Linked DNA regions of Homo sapiens: region 2 is linked to region 1. A link is a contact called in ENCODE Hi-C data. All regions are on one chromosome and are shown on one strand. The core of a region is the stretch at or near the end of the contact, and the rest is flanking DNA. Distances in the headings are between cores, read along the strand shown.

The links. Hi-C counts contacts between places; a loop is a spot of excess contacts on that map. Pooled maps may share reads with other maps.
Region 2: a map of heart left ventricle shows a loop between it and region 1 (2.8-fold over the local background). The contact joins two enhancer-like sites. A Hi-C loop is called at or near these places in 3 of 168 maps with a recorded cell type or tissue (heart left ventricle, sciatic nerve and sigmoid colon) and 4 of 50 pooled maps.

The regions. Positions count from the first base shown.
Region 1 is chrX:39,475,921-39,480,098 of GRCh38, forward strand. No RefSeq gene overlaps it. Among named protein-coding and RNA genes, the nearest start is that of LINC01283, 43 kb to the left of the region's middle. RefSeq lists an enhancer at 2,034-2,576. Within about 2 kb of position 1,916, at least 5 of the 41 ENCODE cell types and tissues checked have a DNase peak (open chromatin) inside an H3K27ac peak, as active enhancers do.
Region 2 is chrX:39,686,603-39,690,314 of GRCh38, forward strand. No RefSeq gene overlaps it. Among named protein-coding and RNA genes, the nearest start is that of MIR3937, 27 kb to the left of the region's middle. Within about 2 kb of position 2,028, at least 12 of the 41 ENCODE cell types and tissues checked have a DNase peak (open chromatin) inside an H3K27ac peak, as active enhancers do.

The DNA.
Region 1 (4,178 bases), core at 666-3,165:
GGGAAAGAGGGTGAATTTGATTCTATTAATTTGAAACGAAAGTTCCACAAAAGCATTCTCAGGCTGAGGCCAGGGCTGTCGATTTCAGGGTCCCAAAGTCACCACTGAGCCCCTGCAAGCGTCTTGGCCTGGCTCCTAGGGGAAGTTAGAGCACCCCACATTTAGGGCATCAGGCAAGGAATGGGGCCGCAAAGAAGATAGTGAAAGCTCAGCGGAAGTAATGAAAGGCAGACAGAAAAGGGGAGGGTACCGGTAGTGCTGGGGTACAGGGACAAAGTGTGGAAAGGGCGGTTCATTGGTGCAGAGTTGACATTTTCCAAACCTGGTAGTCATGGGTCCTTGGAATAAGGCAGCTTGTGGGCTTCCTGCTCTGAAAAGGGCTGAGGGACTCTGCCTCATGTAACTCCAGAGAGCACATTTGGGGTCAACAGAATTTGTACTCAGCCTAGAGAAGAAGGTAGAGGGTTGTTGAATCAATGCTTTCGTGATAGTGACTGGAGAGGAAGAAAAAGAAGGGGGAGATCATGAAGGGGAGAAATAGGAAGACGGGAGTAGCTATGGCACCTCCTACATGTGCACACTCACACATGCATGCACACACGCAAGGGCTTGAGAAGGGGAGAGAAATTGCTTCTGTTCTCAGAAAATCCCTTAGAGAATCCTCCCCAGACGCCATCTTCTCTAGAAACATAAGGTTCTCACACGCGGGCACGCATGCACACACAGTCACACAGAGGCACACGTGTCACTACAGGGACTGGGCTGCTTGGCTCACACTCCGCTGGCTGTAGAATGACACAGCAGTGCTGGGAAGGGAGTGGGAAGAAGCCGGCTGCGGAGGGGGCCTGGGCAGCTTCATCTGTGGCCACCCTTTGTGGAGGGCCCATGCCGTCGTCTGTGTGTGGACGGATGGGAGCTCAGTCCTCCCTGCTGGCTGGCCTGGGCAGGCACCCTCCCCAGATGTCAACGCTAATGCCTTGATAAACAGGGAGCTTGCTGGAATGTGGCTGTTAATTGGGGATAGAGCAGCAGCCTTTAGCTCTGGGAGCAATGGTTAATGACGGGCCCGCTGGGGGAAGCCGCAGACGTTTGCCACTGTTCGAGTTCCGTCCTCTCTGCTTCTTAAATAGCAGTTTATCTAAAACTTGAAAACACTTTCCTGGGAATAATTATTTCTTGGAAGCTGTGAGACTGCTATCAGATTTCATAGCCTGCTGTCGGGTCGACCTTCTATAGGCCAAGGGGCCGGCTGCCTTTTGGGGGACAGTTTCGCTTCTTCTCTTCCCCCTTCCAGCTTTCCTGGGTCCCAGCTGCACAGCCACTGTGGGCACCTTTGGAGAGGCTTCCGGGCTAATATAGGGCTGAGCAGGAGCTTCACTGAATGAAAGTAGGCCAGGAACGGAGGACTGGAGAGAATTTCAGACTTCCAGGGCCAGACTCTCCTAGTGTCACCTAAACCCACCGAAAAGCCCTGTCAGGGTCCTCTCTTCTGACTTCGGCTCAGCTCTACATCTTCTGATCGGAGAGTGTGAGGGAACAGGAGCTGTGGTCACCAAAAGACCCTCTGTGGGCCCCGTTTCTTCCTCAGAGGCTGTTTCCAGAACAGCGAGCTTGCAGCAGCAGGGGGAAGCATGGGGACGAAAGAGGGGCACCCAAGGACCCACCAGCTGTAAGGCAGGAGCTGTTCTGACAGAGGGGGCGCCCGTGAGCTGGGGCCGCTCTTGGCTTCTGCACTTGGGCCCTGACTCAGCGGCTCAGGCTGTGATGGAGGAGTGGGAATCCATGCCCAAAGCTGACCCCTCGGATGTCCTCCCAGGGTCAGGCCAGACCAGACCATGACAGGGCGCTCAGCCTGGAAACATGGCAGCGGGCATCCTCCTCGTTGGATGTGGAGGGCAGTGACACAGGTGGTTAAACTCAATACGCTGGCCACAGGCCAGCCTTCCGGCTTGGCAATTACACACTCTCCCTGCTGCCCCGTCACCTCCCTGTCAGGCAGCTTTAATGCCGCTCGCCTCTTCCTGTCAGCAAATGTTTGTGTGTGGCGTTGCTGGGTGACAGTTGAACAGGGCTTGCATTTTCCTGGCCCCTAGGCCCCCGAGGGAGCCTTCCCTCTGCGGGCTTTACAAGCCTTCCAAGTCAACGCCGTGCGAGTCACAGCATGGAGGGGCACAGGCCCTCGCCCAGCTCCTGGAGAAAGGGTCACTCTGGCCAGATCCACTGAGGGGGACCGGAAAGTGGAGCCAGACCTTTCTCATGCTCCCAGCTCCCAGGGGAACTGATCCATTAGACCCCCTTCTCAGCTACATCTAGGGAGACAGCAATTCATTTTACCAAATGCTTTGTAAAGACAGAAGCCACAACTCCAGTCCCAAGTGAGGTCACATGTGGTCCCTGCCCATGAGAAGCTGGACAGTAGGTTGGACCACCAGGCATTCTGTAAACACAGTAAATGTAAGGAGACACCCCAAGGTTTAGAGAGAAACTCAGATTCCAAGCCAGGCTCTGTCAACCACCAGCTATGTGGTCTCAGCACCTTGCACCACCTCTCTGGGCCTCTGCCTCCCTATCTGTGACACAGGGTGGTAATAACAACCCCTACCTTTTTCAAACCCTATGGGGCTTCTTTCTTATTGTGTGCACGGAGAAGCCACAGTGGAGATGCCAGAAGCGGGAAAGGACCCCCTAACCAAATGGGGAAAATGCAGGGGATTAAGTGAGTCAGAGATCCTAGGAAAATGAAACGAGCTAATGGAAAATGTTTTTATTTGGTGGTAAGGAGAGTGGCTTGAGAGAGTGGAGCCTAATGGGAGAAGATGCTGAAGAATTAAAATGATAACTGATGGGCCAGGGTGGACAGTGCAGGCCTGGAGCAAGAAGCAGCAAAAACACATGTCATCAGGCCATGCAGACCTGAGTCCAAGTGTTTGCTAGCTGTGTGACCTTGGGCAAGTTGCTTGATCTCTGTGAACCTCATCCAGCAAATCTACTTCCAGTCCTCACCTCATAGGGTGGCTGTGGGGGTTTCACAAGGCTTGGCATGCAGTGCACATCTAGTGAGTTAGGCCCTTGGTCTGCTTGGAGAAAGGGGACAAAATCAAGTAATCTCACAAGGGCAAAGGCAGTCAGTGCCAAAGGCACAGGAACAGGTGCATGGGGGCTCCAGTGGGGAACAAGTATCTGGGACTGGGGCAGCCGGGGGCCATGTGTTAATCAGGATTCTTGTGGTTGCAAGTGACAGAAACAGACTTGGAATGAGCAGCAAAGCAAATGTAATGGTGCAGGTGGGATGAGGATGGGGGTATTGAAACAGAGGTGTCAGTGCCCCATCCACATGCACTGGAAGGTGGCTGGTGAACACCAGGACTTTTCTTCTGGCCACTGGAGCACTTTTGGCCCATGCACAGGACCAGCCAGAAGTTCCAGAGAGTTAATGCCCCCAGAGGCAACCTTTGACCAAGGATGGTCAAGAAGCTGAAGGATAAATACCCCATCTCCCTCGTTCTCAGACAGGTACCTTAAAGGCATGTTTCACACTAGTTCCCAGAGTTCCCTAACTGGATTGAGCCTCAGTTGCCCAAAGGGTCATTGGCTTATTTATTCACTCAGTCGTTATTGGCTTCCTTCCCTTCCTTGACTTCCTTTCTCCCCTATGTGTGGCTTCCTGGGCCCATTTTACAAATAAACTACTTAAAATCAAATCTTTGTCTCAGCATCTGCTTTTGGGGACCCAAACTAAGACAAATAGTGAGGCTTCAGGTTTGGCTAGTTCTAGATGCTTAAGCAATGCTCTCAGGTATCTGTTCTTCTCCATCTCTTAGCTCAGCTCTCTCTTCCTCTTACCCCCATCCCAGATGAGGAGAAGAGATATTCAAAGTATTTACAGAAAGATAGATAAAAATTATACTCCATCCCCAGGGTACGGCTAAGCATCCTCTGGAATGATAGCTGGCAAGAAAAGACAGAAAAACATAAGAGAGACAGAAATAAATAGATTAGGAAAAAGACAGAGTGCCCACATTTCTCCCCTTGGCACCTGGCTTGTGGAAAAGCACTGGGCCACTGGGAGATACCACAGAGGGGGCAGACATGTTTGTGCTTGAAAAGAAATAGTTATAAGAGAGCAATGCAATCACATCCTGACGGATGATTGTGAAAATGCAGGTGTGTGCATGTGT
Region 2 (3,712 bases), core at 778-3,277, 210 kb after region 1:
GGTGCTGAGGACCAGGTTGGCCTATTCTGTACCGTTGTGACACTCCAACCTCAGACCTGAAGTTCCCCATTCCCCCCCTCCACAAAGCCCCTCCCAGTCAGACGGCAGCATCCATGTCTTCCAGCTGGGCAGGCCGGTGAGGGCAGGTGGGTATACCGCCCCTCCCTCTTGGCACCCACTCTTCCCTGGCTGCCTCATCCCCAAGGCACAAGATTTACAAAGACTAAGATGTAAAGAACAATTGAAAACAGGACCATAAGGGAGGCCAAAGATTAATACACAAACAATGGAATCATGGGAGAGATATTTGGAGCCTCCGTGGAAGGAATATTTGAGGGTGAGGTCTCTCAAGTTCACCAATAGATCACCAATTGGCCATTGAATACTTTTGGTAAAAACCAGGTCCAGGGACAGCCTGTCATCCCCACTGACCCATCAGGAGGGAAGTAGACTGAGACGGGGGTCCTGAAGCTCCCCTGCTGTACCTGCTGTTAACCTTTTCATTGTTGGATGGAGGGGCAGGCGGAGGGGGCAGTGGGGGCAGAGCGGCAGGGCCTGGGAGAGGGGTACTTGGGGAGTTGAGGCTGTTTACCAAGGAGCACAGCGGATTTTGATATTTTAACAGCTGCTACGGCCTGGCTTGAGCAGGCCAGCTTGAGTATGACCCAGGACAGGGTCTCCTGGTGGCTGGGAACCCCCAGGTACACATGACTGCTCTGTAAGGCAGGTTCTCCCAGGCCCCCAGAAAGGAGTCCTCATGAAAGAGGGCCCCTTCTCAAGCACACACACTCTCTGCCACTACCACTGCAGATGCATGGCGTCCTGTAGGGCTAGCTCATGGAGATATCATCCCCACAGGGAGGACAGAATGATTTGCACTGAGCCTGAGCCTCTCAGGCTTGCTCTCTCTCTCTCTCTCTCTCTCTCTCTCTCTCTCTCTCTGGCCCAATGCCTGGTCTTTGAGGCTGCCTTTGTGAGAAAGAGGAGGCCAAGGCCCCCACTGGCTATTCTCTGTGCAGAGCTAAGTAGCCTGGGGGGCTGGGAGGAAGCCCTTGACCTCAGGGGCCCTAAACTGCGGCTGACAGCAGGCAGCAAGGGGGGGCCCTTGGGAATGGCGCTTTATTGAGGAACATTTGTCTTCATTTGGGGCAGTCTACATCTCATCCCACAGGCGTGCCCTGAGGCCCGAGTCTCCCTGACCCCTACCCTGACTGTCTCTGCACTGCAACCCCTGTCCCCTGCACTGGATTGAAGGGGAAGTTGTCTCTTAAAGCTCCTTGGAGCCAAGGTGACAGACGTCAGGGAAGAATAACAGGAAATTCCCTCACACCCTAGAATGCTCCCAGACCCTGCCCAGGAAAAGAGGCTTAAGATAGGGATGGGCACCTCACAGACTCAGCCCCAAAGACCTGGGTCCTCCCTGGCTAAGTGATTCTGCTAATTCCCACTCAAATTCAGCATAATAGTCATAGGTTTGGATAATGAAAAAATATGTACCTATGGTTTTCAGTATGCAAACTAAAGAATTAAATCTCCTCAAAATAATTGTGGTTGGTCAGGAGGCCCCCAGACACTGTCTTCTCTCTCATAGAAAGAGACTCTGGTGGAAAGGACTCTGCGAAGGGGCTTTAGAACCTGAAAATATCAGAGTGCAAGATTGTGGTGTGTTTTTCTTTTCCTGAAAAAGTCAGGATATTTAAAATGTTAGAAGACCACGAACTATGCCCTAGATGCTGCCACAAATCTGAGGAGCTGTTAATAAATCATCTCACCTCTCTGTGCCTCATTTTCCAATTTTTAAAAAATTGCCTAATCATCAAAGAGGCCCGGAAGCTAGGCTACCAAGGCGCGACGCTGTTTACACCCCAGACCCAGGTTCTCAGCTCGGCTTTGCTTGGGAAAGGCTCGGAACCTGTCTGGGCCTGGGGGTTTAGCACAGAAGGCTTTGGTTAGCTGCACTGTGCTGAGCGCAGCTCTGCAGCGAGGTTTAGGGAGCTGCGGTGCGTTAGGCACAAGGCACGTGGCGCGCCTCGCTCCAGCACTTTGCAAACGCACAGCAGCGCAGGGCCAGAGCGGCTGGCCCCCAGGGGTGGGGGCGACCAGGGACAGGAGGTCCCATATGGTGTCGTCGCGTTAAAAACGTAGGTCCTAAGGGGCGAGCCGCGTCCGACCTCCGCGCCCCTGCCCGACGCGGCGCCTCGCTCGCCGGCCCCGCTCGCTGGATTCATTTCCATCTGGAGCGCGGCGCGTCCCAACCGCCCTTATCTCGCCGCCGCCGCGGCTCTGCAGGCGCGGGCGCCCCGGGCTCCCTCCCTTCCTCTCCCCTCCCCCGCCCGCGCCTTTGTCTGGCCCGGCGGCGCGCTCGGAGCCAGCAGGGCGGGTAATTGGCGGCCGGAGGAGGCGAACGGCCCGGCCCGGCCTCCGCTAATGAGCGGGCGGAGCCGCGGGGAGGGCGCGGCAGGGCTCCGGCGCGGAGCCGGGGAGGGAGCTTCCGTGGCCGCGCGGACCCCGGGATGGCTCTCCGAGTCCCGGCCGCCCCCTCCCGGGCTGTGGCGGGGACCGGCGCCCTGAGGGGCATCCCTTCCTCCTCCCCTCTCCCTCCCCTATCCCGTCCCCGGCGCGCTCCAATTACCCTGCGGCCGTGCCAAGGCCTGCGGCTGCCCCCGGGCCGCCCCCGCGTCCCCGGAGAAATGCCAGGGACAGAACGCGCGGGCAGGAGGGCAGAAGGAGGCGGCTCCCTGGGGGCTTCGCTGCGCTGCAGGGGACCCAGGCGACCCTGGGGCACGGCCACCGTTGTTGTGGTGGGGGGGCACCCCCGGGGTCCGATGCCAGAGAGCTCTCTTAGGGAAGCCCTCAGGCAGCTGCGAAACCTGCTCCAGCATAGATGGTGATAAAACCCACCCTGGTTTCTAAATTAATTATACTCAATCCGCCTCGCTCTGCCGGCCCCGAGCTACACTTGTGTATCGAAGGGCGCGGTAGCCCCTCGGTGGGGGTGGAGGGGATGCTCTGTTGTTGGCTCCGAGAAACCCCCTTTCCAGGACTGTGTGCGGGAAGTGACAGAGGCCAGCGGAGCTTTAAGGAAAATAGGGGCAGGAATAGGGGACAGAGGGAAGCCTTTCTCCAGCCAGTACCCCCGTCGACTCCCCCTCCTGGAAGCCCGCCCTGCTGCCATCACTGGCCCGAGGACCCCGGCTCCAGGAGCGGGTCCCGCTTCCTGCGGTGCAGTACTCAATTGTCAGGATTTCTACAACAAACTGGCCCTTGTGCCTCCATGCTCAACTTTCGCTTATCTCCATTGAGCCCGGCTCCGTCTCCATTCCCGCCGGTGCTTTGTTCCCTAGCTGCGTTCTGGGTTCTTGAAGTCACTAATGCTTAGCATTAACAGGATCCTTCGTGGCCGCCCTTTCAATCGTGGCTTCTCAGACTTGGGAGCTGAGGTTCTGCCTGTGGAAGGAAGGGCCCACACCTCAGGGACTTGGGGGTCCATGGGGGAGCCCCACACTGGCCCCAGCACAGCCTTAGGGTATCACAAGCAGCCTAGGACAGCCCCAGAGAGGGAGTGTCCCAGTGGCTTCCAGGGTCACTTGACTTAATAGGGACTACCACATCTTAAGGGAAAAAAGGTCATTTTTCTTTCAAAGAGTCCCCAGCTAGAACCTTTCCCTTTCCTGCCCAGCTCCCACCACAGTGGCCACCTGGGAGCAGCCCA